Linked DNA regions of Homo sapiens: all the other regions are linked to region 4. Evidence: chromatin contacts called from ENCODE Hi-C data. All regions are on one chromosome and are shown on one strand. The core of a region is the stretch at or near the end of the contact, and the rest is flanking DNA. Distances in the headings are between cores, read along the strand shown. Region 1 has its middle 53 kb from the start of HEMK2. Region 2 overlaps LOC107985486 (a long non-coding RNA gene). Region 3 overlaps LINC00189 (long intergenic non-protein coding RNA 189). Region 4 holds the start of GABPA (GA binding protein transcription factor subunit alpha).

What was found. A loop is a pair of places that touch in the nucleus more often than their neighbours do. Pooled maps may share reads with other maps.
Region 1: a pooled map shows a loop between it and region 4 (5-fold over the local background). The contact joins the enhancer-like site here to the promoter of GABPA in region 4. A Hi-C loop is called at or near these places in 3 of 50 pooled maps.
Region 2: a pooled map shows a loop between it and region 4 (4-fold over the local background). The contact joins the enhancer-like site here to the promoter of GABPA in region 4. A Hi-C loop is called at or near these places in 4 of 50 pooled maps.
Region 3: a loop to region 4 is called in a map with no recorded cell type, with 6 times the contacts of the local background. The contact joins the enhancer-like site here to the promoter of GABPA in region 4. A Hi-C loop is called at or near these places in 2 of 37 single-sample maps with no recorded cell type and 2 of 50 pooled maps.

What each region holds. Positions count from the first base shown.
Region 1 is chr21:28,830,612-28,833,644 of GRCh38, reverse strand. It overlaps a transcript of HEMK2 not described here. Among named protein-coding and RNA genes, the nearest start is that of HEMK2, 53 kb to the left of the region's middle. Within about 2 kb of position 1,389, at least 5 of the 41 ENCODE cell types and tissues checked have a DNase peak (open chromatin) inside an H3K27ac peak, as active enhancers do.
Region 2 is chr21:29,447,826-29,450,968 of GRCh38, reverse strand. The region is part of intron 1 of LOC107985486 (a long non-coding RNA gene); the gene reads right to left. Among named protein-coding and RNA genes, the nearest start is that of BACH1-IT3, 47 kb to the left of the region's middle. Within about 2 kb of position 1,293, at least 2 of the 41 ENCODE cell types and tissues checked have a DNase peak (open chromatin) inside an H3K27ac peak, as active enhancers do.
Region 3 is chr21:29,235,965-29,238,737 of GRCh38, reverse strand. The region is part of intron 1 of LINC00189 (long intergenic non-protein coding RNA 189); the gene reads right to left. Among named protein-coding and RNA genes, the nearest start is that of LINC00189, 44 kb to the right of the region's middle. RefSeq lists enhancers at 1,410-1,509, 2,747-2,773. Within about 2 kb of position 1,522, at least 7 of the 41 ENCODE cell types and tissues checked have a DNase peak (open chromatin) inside an H3K27ac peak, as active enhancers do.
Region 4 is chr21:25,733,610-25,736,539 of GRCh38, reverse strand. GABPA (GA binding protein transcription factor subunit alpha) reads right to left here and starts at 1,568. Exons shown (of 10, transcript NM_002040.4): 1 at 962-1,568. ATP5PF (ATP synthase peripheral stalk subunit F6) reads left to right here and starts at 1,636. Exons shown (of 4, transcript NM_001003703.2): 1 at 1,636-1,687. RefSeq lists silencers at 575-784, 845-984, 1,925-2,024 and enhancers at 1,485-1,604, 1,625-1,734, 1,161-1,816, 2,135-2,214.

The DNA of each region.
Region 1 (3,033 bases), core at 140-2,639, 3.1 Mb before region 4:
CATTTTTAAGTTAAAAACCTCACAAAGTTAGAAATTTCAAAATGGTAGAGCCAAAAAGGAGGGATAATGTAATTTATGTTTGTTTAGTTGAAAAATAGTTTCTGTTTAGTTAAAGCACTGGCATGTACCTGGTAAGTCATTCTTGGTCTTGGACATGTTCTTAGAGTCATTGAGAAAGATCTTGAGATTATGTAACTGCCATTACTGGATTTGTCACATCCATCTGTTTATGTCTCTGCTGTAAAATTATTAGGGCACAGTACTTCTAGGAATGTAAAGATGTGATGTCACCTGCCACTTGGCACATCTCCACATCACATCTCTGGAGCCTGTGGTTGCTTGGCCTTGTGTGCACAAAGCTATCAGCCCATAGACAAAGGTGGCTAAAATTCTGTGCGGTTTTATTTCTTTCTAATCAAACTATAAGTGGCTTTGTTTCTTTCTGATCAGATATTCTTTTGCATAGAAGAGGATAGTAAAAGCGTGGACCTAAGACAGACAATACTACCAATTAGAAAGAGCCAGAGAGAAGACTCAGGACCAAAAAGCCAGTTTTAAGTCTTGACTAATTTTATGACTTCAGGCAAGTCACTCACCTTTTCTGAGTGTTAGTCTCCTATCTATAAAATAAAAAATGCCGACCTACTAGGTTGTTATGAAGACCAAATGAGATAATGTGTTAAAGTAACTAGTTCAACACCTAGCACATGATAGGCACCTAAATAAGACAAAGTCTTTAGCTCAATACCTAGTGCATGGGTGTTACTCCAGAAATATTAGCTGAATCTGAATTTGAGTTCCTTCAGAGCAGGCACTCAGTTCATCATTGCTGTTTGAACATACGTATCAATACACGAATGGTTATGGTTAACTTAGTAGTCTGTATGTAGGGCAACACTTGTATGTTAAATCCTCTAGCAATGGATAAGTGAGATAAGCCAAATATTTAGAGTATGAGTATTTGTCACACAGGTTGTGAGAATGGGAGAGTTAATGGTTCTTAGGTGGAACATGATGTTTAGAGAGAGTTTTAACTCTGAATACAGGAGGAGCTAGATCAGAACAATCTTCTCAATTTATATCATAATACAAGTTCTTTGTTGCAGCAGAATCCACCCTCAATTCAATGATTCATTTGTTAGTTTACTACTGCTATTAAATTTGTGTTCAAAAGAGTTAAAGTATTTCAACATTTTTGCTTCCGGCTCTTATTACTAATTATTTACATCAATGGTAATGGAGACTCTTGGAGAGGTAGAGAGAAGAACAAGAAGACTCCAGGTAACAGAGACACACTCAAGACTGCTCCTGATTGTTATTTCCTCTCTCAACCCAGCTTTGTGATTGTATCACCTTTGGCTAAAACCACATCCTGAAACATGACTGTGCCTCTTTGTACTGCCTCAAGCATATTTGCCCTACAATGTGAGATCTTTTGCCCTTTCCAGGGAAGGATACTTAAGTCCAGTCCTGATAATAAGGCAGAGTGACTCCAGGGAAAAATGCCTGGTGTCTGGGCTCTGCTCTGTTGGGTTTATGATGAAAAACTGCAAATCAAAAGCTTTATGTACAGTAATGGTGCTTTTAAAGTCTGAGAGTGCTACATAAATATACATTCCTTGTTAAAAAAATAGTTAATTCTCTTTAGCAGTTTGCTAGTATATTAACTTTCACCTCCTACAAATATGATATTTTAGTAAACAGTTATACTATATACCTTACAAAATCTGAATTAAACAGTGTTTTTTGTTTTCTGTCTTGTGTACGTATAGTAAAAATGACACAGAATACAAACAGCTATGGAACATGAGTGTGACAATACTCAGCATATAGGTATTAGGGACCCATCACTGTTTGAAAGGTGATACTGTTTCTTTCTTTCTTTCTTTCTTTCTTTCTTTCTTTCTTTCCTTCCTTCCTTCCTTCCTTCCTTCCTTCCTTCCTTCCTTCCTTCCTTCCTTCTTTCTTTCTTTCTTTCTTTCTTTCTTTCTTTCTTTCTTTCTTTCTTTCCTTCCTTCTTTCCTTCTTTCCTTCTTTCCTTCTTTCCTTCTTTCCTTCTTTCCTTCTTTCTTTCTTTCCTTCTTTCCTTCTTTCCTTCTTTCCTTCTTTCCTTCTTTCCTTCTTTCTTTCTTTCTTTCTTTCTTTCTTTCTTTCTTTCTTTCTTTCTTTCTTTCTTTCTTTCGTTCTTTTCTTTCTTTTTGAGATAGAGTCTCGCTCTGTCACCCAGGCTGGAGTACAGTGGCATGTTCTTGGCTCCCTGCAACTCTGCCTCCCAGGTTCAAGTGATTCTCCTGCCTCAGCCTCCTGAGTAGCTGGGATTACAGGCGCCCGCTACCACGCCCAGCTAATTTTTGTATTTTTAGTAGAGACGGGGGTTTCGCCATCTTGGCCAGGCTGGTCTTGAACTGCTGACCTCAAGTGATCCACCCACCTCGGCCTCCCAAAGTGCTGGGATTATAAGCATGAGCCATAGCTCCCAGCTAATACTGTTCTTTTTTGTGAGTTTTAATCACTAAGTTTCTTCTGTTTGCGTAGCTATGACACATGGCATCCCTCCTGCCCCTACAAATTGATTTCTACTCCTTTACTGAATACCAGTGGTCCTGGGCTCATAAATCTACAAAGTGGAATCCAGAAGAAATCAGAATAAAAGACAATACATATTTTAAAAAATTTTCTACAGATGGATAGAATACTAATTTTCCATTTCCTTTCTTCCTTTCACCTTCTATTCTTTCTGATACCATTCTTTTTTTTTTTTTTTTTTAAAGATGGAGTCTTGCTCTGTCACCCAGGCTGGAGTGCAGTGGCACGAACTTGGCTCACTGCAACTTCCTCCTCCTGGGTTCAAGCGATTCTCCTGCCTCAGCCTCCCAAGTAGCTGGGATTGCATGCGCCTGCCACCATGCCCGGCTAATTTTTTGTATTTTTAGTAGAGACAGTGTTTCACCATGTTAGCCAGAATGGTCTTGATCTCTTGACCTCATGATCTGCCCACCTTGGTCTCCCAAAGTGCTGGGATTACAGGCGTGA
Region 2 (3,143 bases), core at 44-2,543, 3.7 Mb before region 4:
CAGCATGCCTCAACCTCCCAAAGTGCTGGGATTACAGATGTGAGCCACCGCACCCAGCCAATTTTGGAATTTTCAAAATACGTCAAGGACTGTAGAACTATACATACACACACACACACATATGTATATATAAAATATACGTATAAATACATATATATATAATGTTTATATATACATATATACAATATAATATATACATATGTATATATATGTATATACATTATATAATATATATGTGTATATTTTTGTTTAATTGATGAAATAATTAACTTGTATTTGGGACTGTAATACAAAAAGCTATGGTCTGGGTTGGGCGCAGTGGCTCACGCCTGTAATCCCAGAACTTTGGGTGGCTGAGTTGGGGGGATCATTTGAGGTCAGGAGTTCAAGACCAGCCTGGCCAACATAGTGAAACCCCATCTTTACTAAAATTACAAAACTGAGCAGGGCGTGGTGGCAGGCTCCTGTAATTCCTGCTACTCAGGAGGCTGAGGCACAAAAATCACTTGAACCCGGGAGGCAGAGGTTGCAGTGAGCCAAGATCGCACCACTGCACACTCCAGCCTGGGTGACTGAGATTCAGTCTCAAAAAAAAAAAAAAAAAAAAAAGCTATGGTCTGGAATGGAAAAAAATGGGCCTGCTTTCTGAATCTTCCACATACTAATTTATGCGGCCATAAGCACATCGCTTAACAACCCTGGGCTTTGTTGTTCCTTTGCTGCCTGGGCATGCTAATATTCTCCTCCCAGCATTGCTATTAAGGTGTTTAGCAGGGTTTCTGAATGAACATAATAAATTTAAAGTGCAACACAGAACTTGCCTCCCCTGACACTTAGCAAGTGAGCAAAGAAGAGCTACAGCAACCTACAGAAGGAAAAATAATTAAACGAAATCGTGGAAGGAAAGTTGCAGGGGAGGGGGCATTCTTCAGTGGAGGGGAGGGGTGCAGTACAGCTGGCATCCAAACCAGTTCCCTCCTAGTGGACCTCAGCTTATCCCAGAAGGAGTGTCACTGAGGTTACAAAGTTCTGAAATTTGTTGTTAATACCCTCAACCTGAACAGAAGCAGACTGAACATATATCTGTATCATTTTCTCTCTTAACAGAAGAATGATGGAGTGGTTCCTGGGGTGAGGCAGGTTAAATGGAGAAAGCAGACAATGTACATAACTCTCTCTGATGAAAATGGAAACTACAGACCTACATCCTGTATTGAAGTACAACTGAAGAACAAGCTAAAGCTCAAGGCCCTTCCTGCCTCCAAGCGGAAATAAAATATATGATTCCTAGCCAAGTGTTACAGAACACGTATGTGACAAAAAACCTCAAAGGCACAAAAGATCCTAAATATCCTAAAAGAGAGCTCCTCAGCCGACCTTTCTTCGTATCCTCTATTTTCTCCTTAGGCGACTCAAAAATGGGTAGAAGCAAAAGACTTAACTATCAAACTGTAGCTTACAGAGGAAAACAAACTCTCATATGACAGGAAGAGGGTTAAGAAATCACCCAGCTCTATACCAGATCAAATGGAACATCAGCACAGGACTGCCAAGTCATAAGCAAGAAGAAAAAAAATAGCACGGCAACAATGCAAACATGTGACAGCCAAAAGGGTGGGAGTAGAAAAGGGAGCAGAATGTCAAAAAGACAAAGAACCAATGCTAGAAGGAAAAATTACTCAATGAACGAGGGAAAGTGCTCTACCACTGTGTTATGCTATGAAACAACGTAATTATTAAATGAATACGGTAAGATGGTAAAAGGATAGAATAAGATGAAAAGAGAAATTGCCTAGCTGAGGCAATAAATTGATGCTCAAATCAACATCATTTCTGAACTAAAAAACGTATTAGAACTAGCAAGGAACTGAATAGACATTGCTAAAGAGCAAGCTACTAACATGTGGAAAATTGAACATAAAAATAATGAATGCAAATTTAAAAAACAAAGACATCTAAACAATTAGAAAGGAACTAAGTTACATGGAGGACAAAGATGATATAGCCAAAGAAGAATTGGTGCCCGTGAGATAATCAACAAGTGAAACTGAAAAAATATGTTGTAAGTTGTAATACAATATATATATCGTATTATACAATACGATATATATATACATATATCCCAAAATTCAAAGAGCAACCAATGAGCCTGAACAAAAGCTCATATCATAATTGAACATATCAAGTGTTATAGGGGATTTTCAACACCAAGAACCATCTAGTAGACTAAGTAACATCAAGAATAAACAATTACACAGTCATCCAGACAAATAATGCACATCACTCACAAAAAGAAAAAAAATCATGCTGGCCGTAGATTTATTCACCATACCAATGAATGCCAGGTGATGATGGAATAATGTCTATTAATCTCTAAGGGAAAAAAAATGGTTCCCCCAAGAGAATTATCTCCAGCCAAGAGAGGTTGTTCACATAGCATCAGGTAGACATTATTGAACATAGAAGAAACGAAGGAATAAAAACATCCATGAGGCCAGGCGCGGTGGCTCACGCCTGTAATCCCAGCACTTTGGGAAGCTGAGGCAGGCGGATCAAAAGTCAGGAGTTTGAGACCAGCCTGGCCAACATGGTGAAACCCTGTCTCTACTAAAAAAAAATACAAAATTCAGCTGTGTATGGTGGTGTGCACCTGTAATTCCAGCTACTTGGGAGGCTGAGGCAGAATTGCTGGAACCCGAGAGGTGGAGGTTGCAGTGAGCTGAGATTGTGCCATTGCACTCCAGCCTGGGTGACAGAGCAAGACTCACTCTGTCTCATAAATAAATAAATATTAAAAAGTAAAAAAATCCATGAATTCCTTCTTAATGACAATAAAATCTAGCCAATTAATAGATGAGTCAAAATTTAAAACTTGAGAATGAAGAAGCCATGGTAACAGAAGAGGTGTTAAGCATTTTATCCACTGTACTATTTTTTCAACTTTCCTGTATGTTAGAATGTATTCATATTAAAAGGTTGGAGAAAAAAGATTAAATTAATGTTATACATGCTATAGTATAATACCATGAAAATACTATACCAGGTACTAGTAAGTGGTATACATGGTATACTATTCCATGGTATAGTATTACACATGTTTTGCAAAGATGGTGAAGCTGAGCCATAAGATGGCACTATTTGTG
Region 3 (2,773 bases), core at 273-2,772, 3.5 Mb before region 4:
ATGATCGATGGGACTGTTATTCCCCATATTGGCTTTCTTCCCTGTAAGTGATTATACATCCAACCCATTTCCGAATGACTTGTGGTGCCTCTCCATACGTGGAGAATATTTCTCTGCCATGTTTTCAGGCTTGGCAACATGAGGTGTCTGGGCCAGTGAAATGTAAGCAGAGGTGACAGTGTGCCAGTTCAAGCAAACACTTTGAAGCATGACATTTTCCAGCCAATACTCTGTTTTTCTTTCTGCCACAAAAACAGCAGTCCCAAAGCCAGGCACAGAAAGATAAATTTCGCAGGTTCTCACTCATATGTGAGACTTAGGAATCAAAACAATTGAACTCATGGAGGTAAAGAGTAAAATGATGGTTACTAGAGGCTGGGAAGAGGACAGGGAAGGGGAAGGAGTGCAGACAGCTACTGGGTACAAAAATGCAGTTATGAAACAAAAATAGCAAGTCCCAACTATACATGGCTATGTTTCTGATTCCAGGAAAGAGAAGACACTGGGAGCAGAACTGTAGCAATCAGTGCATGACCATCACTATGTAATGCAAGTGGGAAATGAAAATTTGTTGGCGTGAGCCCCTGAGATTTGGAGACTATATATTATTGCAGTGAAACTGACTAATATATATGACACCACGAAGCAGTAACACAACTGCATTGAAATAAGCATTCTTTCTCTAAGGGCATCCCAATCCATGAGAGGCTTGGCTTTTATTCTAAAAATGAGTGGAAAGAGATTAGATAGGATTGGTTCAAGCACTATGTCATCTGTAGTCAGAAGGTACCAGGGATAAAGGTACAATTTTCTATCCTAGATGAACTACGTTGCTGTAAGATAAGCCATAGTTATCCTGGAGGTCACCTGTTGCACAATTCTGGAAGTGGCCATGAAATAGATCAGCCTTGAAGGAGTGTGGCACAGCATAGGTTTATATTTGCCCCACTGCAACCATTTTTTCAAACACATAGTAAGTTCACTTGTCCTCCATCTCAGGAGTCCACACACAGTCAGGGCTATTACAGTCACTAAACAGAAAGTGCTGCTTTTGGCTTCTAGTTCTGCAACTGCTTTTACGGCTCCACCTCTTCCTTTTAATTTGCTTATTAATGGCTCTTTGACAACCCCACAGCTAAGTCAGTGGCCTTGGGGGGGTATAATTACAAATACTTTAAAACTCAAAGTTAGCATGTTTTTCCAATCAATTAAAAGTACTTAAAAATATCTAGAGCAGCCAAAAGCAACCTAGGTCCTAACCACATGCACCAGGCTACAGGAACTCAACAAGGCCTGACAAATTCAGTCTTGCCAGGACCAGCAGGGAGGGGACAAGAACTGTGAGATTCAGAAAATGAGTTGGAAGGCAGTGATGCATGGCTGAGCAAAGGGGATTTGTTCCTAGAATGCTGCTGCCTAATCCAAGAAGGACAGACAGGGCTGGGAAGCAGATCTGAAGCAGAGCTATGGAAGGAACACCGCATTCCTTGGCAAGCTTAGCTCTGATGGTGGGGCCTGGGGCTCATAAGGACAGCCAGCCACATGCTCACTGGCTCAATCAGAGATGGTTCCTCCTGCCTCTGGAGTGACTTATTCTTCAGAAGATTAGGAGCAAAGAGGATACATTCTTTGGCTAGCCCAGCTTGATTCCCTCTTTGGCTAGACTCACCCTCTGGGTCTTACGGAATCTACAAAAGGACGAAAAGGAACTCACTGGCAAGTAAAGCTTAATGGGAACAAAACAAGGATTGTCCAACAAGGATGACCTATCACAAGGATGCTAGAACTCCTGACAGGCCAGTCTTCTTCTTTTAAGGGTGGGGAAACTGGGCCCAGAGATGCAAAATGACCCACCTAAGGCCAAAGTCAATGACAGCATGGCAGAGGCAGGGCTCAGGGCCTGACCGATGAATTCCTGACTGATGCCGAGAGCTCTTCCTTAAGTCTCTACACTAGCCTATTCTGAAATAAATACAAGGACCTTGTAGGAGCCCCTAAAGTCAGAGAGAAGGTGTGACTACAACAGGAAGGGCTTATGTATCCGAAACACTGTTGTTATTGACAATTGATCCACCCAAGACATCGACTTTTCCACATAATGTTTTCACAAAGAATAGGGGTGTGAGATACTGTTGTGTGGATATTATCCACATGTGGAAGGAAAGAAAATCAATATGTGATGTACAAACCATTGAAACTTCATATTTGAGAATTCTGCAAGTCAACCATTATTGTCAATGGACAGGATCCTCCCTAATGAGAATTTCATAAAGCGTAAGTATAATACATCACACTCCATTAGGGGCTGGGGGTAGGGAACTGGAGGAGGTTGAAAAGGAGGGGCTCAGAGAGGAAGGAAGATGAGGGAAGTGATTAAGAAAAAACACTGACAAGTAGTGAAAACAAAGAACTTGCCTGGAGTGGATGCAGCTAAATGAAGTTTTCCTATGAGAAACAAGGTAAAGGACTCATTTAAAATGCCTGCAGGTAGACTGAAAGTTGTTTCCAAACACCGGATTGACAAAAAGATCTTAGAAATAGACAGAAAATGCCAATGCCTGTAGCTCTTTCTGACTCTTGCCAGTGGTCATGCTTTCATTTCCTCCCAAATCAGATCCTAAGTACCTATTCAGCAAAATAGAATACATGAGATCACAAACAGACACTTTCAACCACCAGAAACACAACTTCACTTAATTCTACAAATATTGTCAAGCTCCAGTGGGAGATGTTCTTTCCCCTGGCATTTGGTTGCGTTTGATTTTCACAAAAT
Region 4 (2,930 bases), core at 319-2,818:
TGACTTGAAGTCCACTCAGCGTCACTGTATGTCTAAAAATAAAGAAGCTTGGAAAGCCTGGATGGAACCCTGAGAGACAGGCTAGTCCCTCAAGCAGTTGCTAAAGAGTTGAGCGGTTTCTTCTGAAGTTCAAGATAACACTACCGAAGAATGTTATCACCGCCTCGTTCTACAATTCGCTCAAGTGAATCCTGCTAAATCTTTGCTCTTCTCACGAGTCAGACCTACTGCTATTAGTGGAAACTACTTATGAAATGAATTTTATTTCTAAATTTCTAATCATCTTGCAATGCAATATTAGGCATTGTCCTCTCGGTCCGCTAACCTGATCAAACTGGGGTCCCTAAATCCAAACACGCACATACAGCGTGTCTTCTAGTACACAAAAAAATTTCCAAGTAGACAACCCATTGTTATCTCCTTGGTTTACTTCCTTGCTTAAAAACAAAAAAACAAACCCAGATGGCTACCATATACGCTGATAAATGATTCTGGTGTGTGTTGTTCTATAAAGAGAGCGGATTTGAAATGAGTGAATCGCTGAGTCCCGCGATGAGACAGGGTCTGCATTTTGCTCTTAAAATCTCGGGGGCGTCAGGACCACATCCCAGCTGAGCAGGCTGAGACTGCTGAGGAGTGCGGACGGGCGAGGAGGGGACGCGGAAAGGAGGGAGCGGCGACAGGCGACCCGTCCGGCACGGGTCCCGGCGGTGCCCGGTCCCCCCGGGCTCCAGGCCGCTCGCCCCCCGCCCCTCCCCTTCGCTCCCCGCACAGCTCTCCCGCCCCTCCCCACCCGGCTCCCTCAAGTCTCCACGAACGGAAATGGGAGTCACAGCGCCGGGGACCAGCGGAAACAAAACACAGAGGCGGCCGCGGGGGGGCCCTTGTGGGGGAAAAGGCCCCGGAACGAGGCCGGCCCGCGAGGGCCCGCGCTCCCCTCCTCCCCGGCGGCCGCACTCACCCACTCCGGAATCGGCCCTGTCGCCCCCGCCCGCACTCCAGAGCCGGCTGAGAACGGCAGCGGCGAGGGCTCCACGTGCAGCGTCTCTCCGGGTAAGACCTGCAGCTCCCGCGACTAGAAGTGTGAGGTCCCAGGGCCCTTCCCGCGGAATCGGCGCTGAGAAGCCCCAACCCCCCTCCCGCCTCCCAGGCACCTTCGGGTCCAGGACTACAACTCCCGGCAGGGTGCGCAAAACGACCGCCCAAGGCAACGGAGGCTCACGAGGTACAAGGAAGCACAACGCCCCAATCCGCTTTGTTTTACACAGTCTCACTTTCCCTGCACCTTTATACACTTCGATAACCCTAACGAACAGGACGCTGACTCGGAGGGGAGCTTGAACTAGGGGAAAGGCCACTCAAAGAGCGCATGCGTACAGAGCAAGGTTTCAAGGAGGGGAAAAAGAACGGGTCAAATTAGGCGAAGAAAAGATGGCGGAGGCTGTGCCAGGGGACCCGGAAGCACTTACCCTCCACTTCCTCCTCCTGTTTGGCTTCTGTCTCACCTAGACCCGTCCGGTCGCAGACTGTCTCCGAGACGCTTCCTGTCCGGTGAGCGTCGACCGACTGAAACGGCGGCCCATAATGCATTGCGATGGCGGGTAGGCGTGTGGGGGCGGAGCCAGGGCCGGAAGTAGAGCGGAGGTGGTGGCGGCGGAGGCTTTGGCAGCTCGGGACTGAGTGCAAGGTGACTGGGAGGGTAGCTAGATCAGCGTGGCCTTTTGGGACTCCAGTTCTGGGTTTTTTCACGAGGCCTGGGCTGCCTCTCACCTTTACTAGGAGGAGAGAGCAGCTCTGTGTCCTGGGGACCTTCACGGCCTGGCCCGGGGTCACAGCTGACCTCTACGTTTGTAGACCTTGGAGTTTGCCGTAGACCCAGAAATAAGATCGATACCCTCTCTGAGGGCAAATCGGGGCGGCGCGGGGGGCAGGGAGGCCCGGGGGTCTCGGGCCCGCAGCCTGGCTGGGGCAACCCAAGGTCAGGCGCGCGGGAGAGATTTTCGGCCAGGCCTACCCGCCCCGGGCGCACGGGAGCGTCTAGGCTACTTAGGCAGAACGTGTACCATTAAGAGGGAAAAAATTAGTCATAATATTGAAAGTTTGCATCCCACCTAAAAACGATGGTGCTAACACTTCATTAGGCGACTTTATGGATTGTTCATAGGAATATGCACTGAAGAGGCAGCGAACCTACTAACCTTTGGCCGGTCAGTCATCACTATAAATAGAACCATGCTCCCACCCAGAACAAGGCCTCTGCTCAGACTAGTGTTTTCTTACTGTTGCCTTCCCCAGTCTTTCTGATCATGTCAGACGCTATCATATGCTCTCGTGGCACCCGATGGTACTGGAATAGAGAATTTATGTCAGGTGGTATTTCACAGCTATTTGTGTAATGACTATCTTCTGCGTTTTAGTGGACAATATGCATTCACTAATCAGTGAAAAAAAATGAAAGGGATTAAAGGAGAAGGAACAAGTTTTGATATGGGATTATGTGTTCGTTTTTTGGATGAGTTCGTAGGACTTATAAGGGAGATGAGAACTGTTGAATGCTGTGGATAGATTTGGGGCTCAGGATGAATACTAAAATTAGAAATGCGATTGGGGAATCATAGGCACTTACATGGTGGATAATTGAAACAATGAAAGTGGATTTTACCCGTGTTGCAGAAGGAGTAACATCTATGCAGTCAGACTTAGAGCAAATTAACTGTGAGAATACGTGCAGCTTAATCTTTCTTAGATACAGTTTTATCATCTGTAAAGCAGGGATAAGAACACTTTAACTCTTTGAGAGTATTGCTGTAAGGGTACAAGGAAAGGATATATATGGAAGTACTTTGCACAGTATCTAGGGCTAAGCAAATGTCGGGTGAACCTATTGCTGAATGTTAAGCATGTCCTTAGTTTGCCAGAAGGGAAAGTGG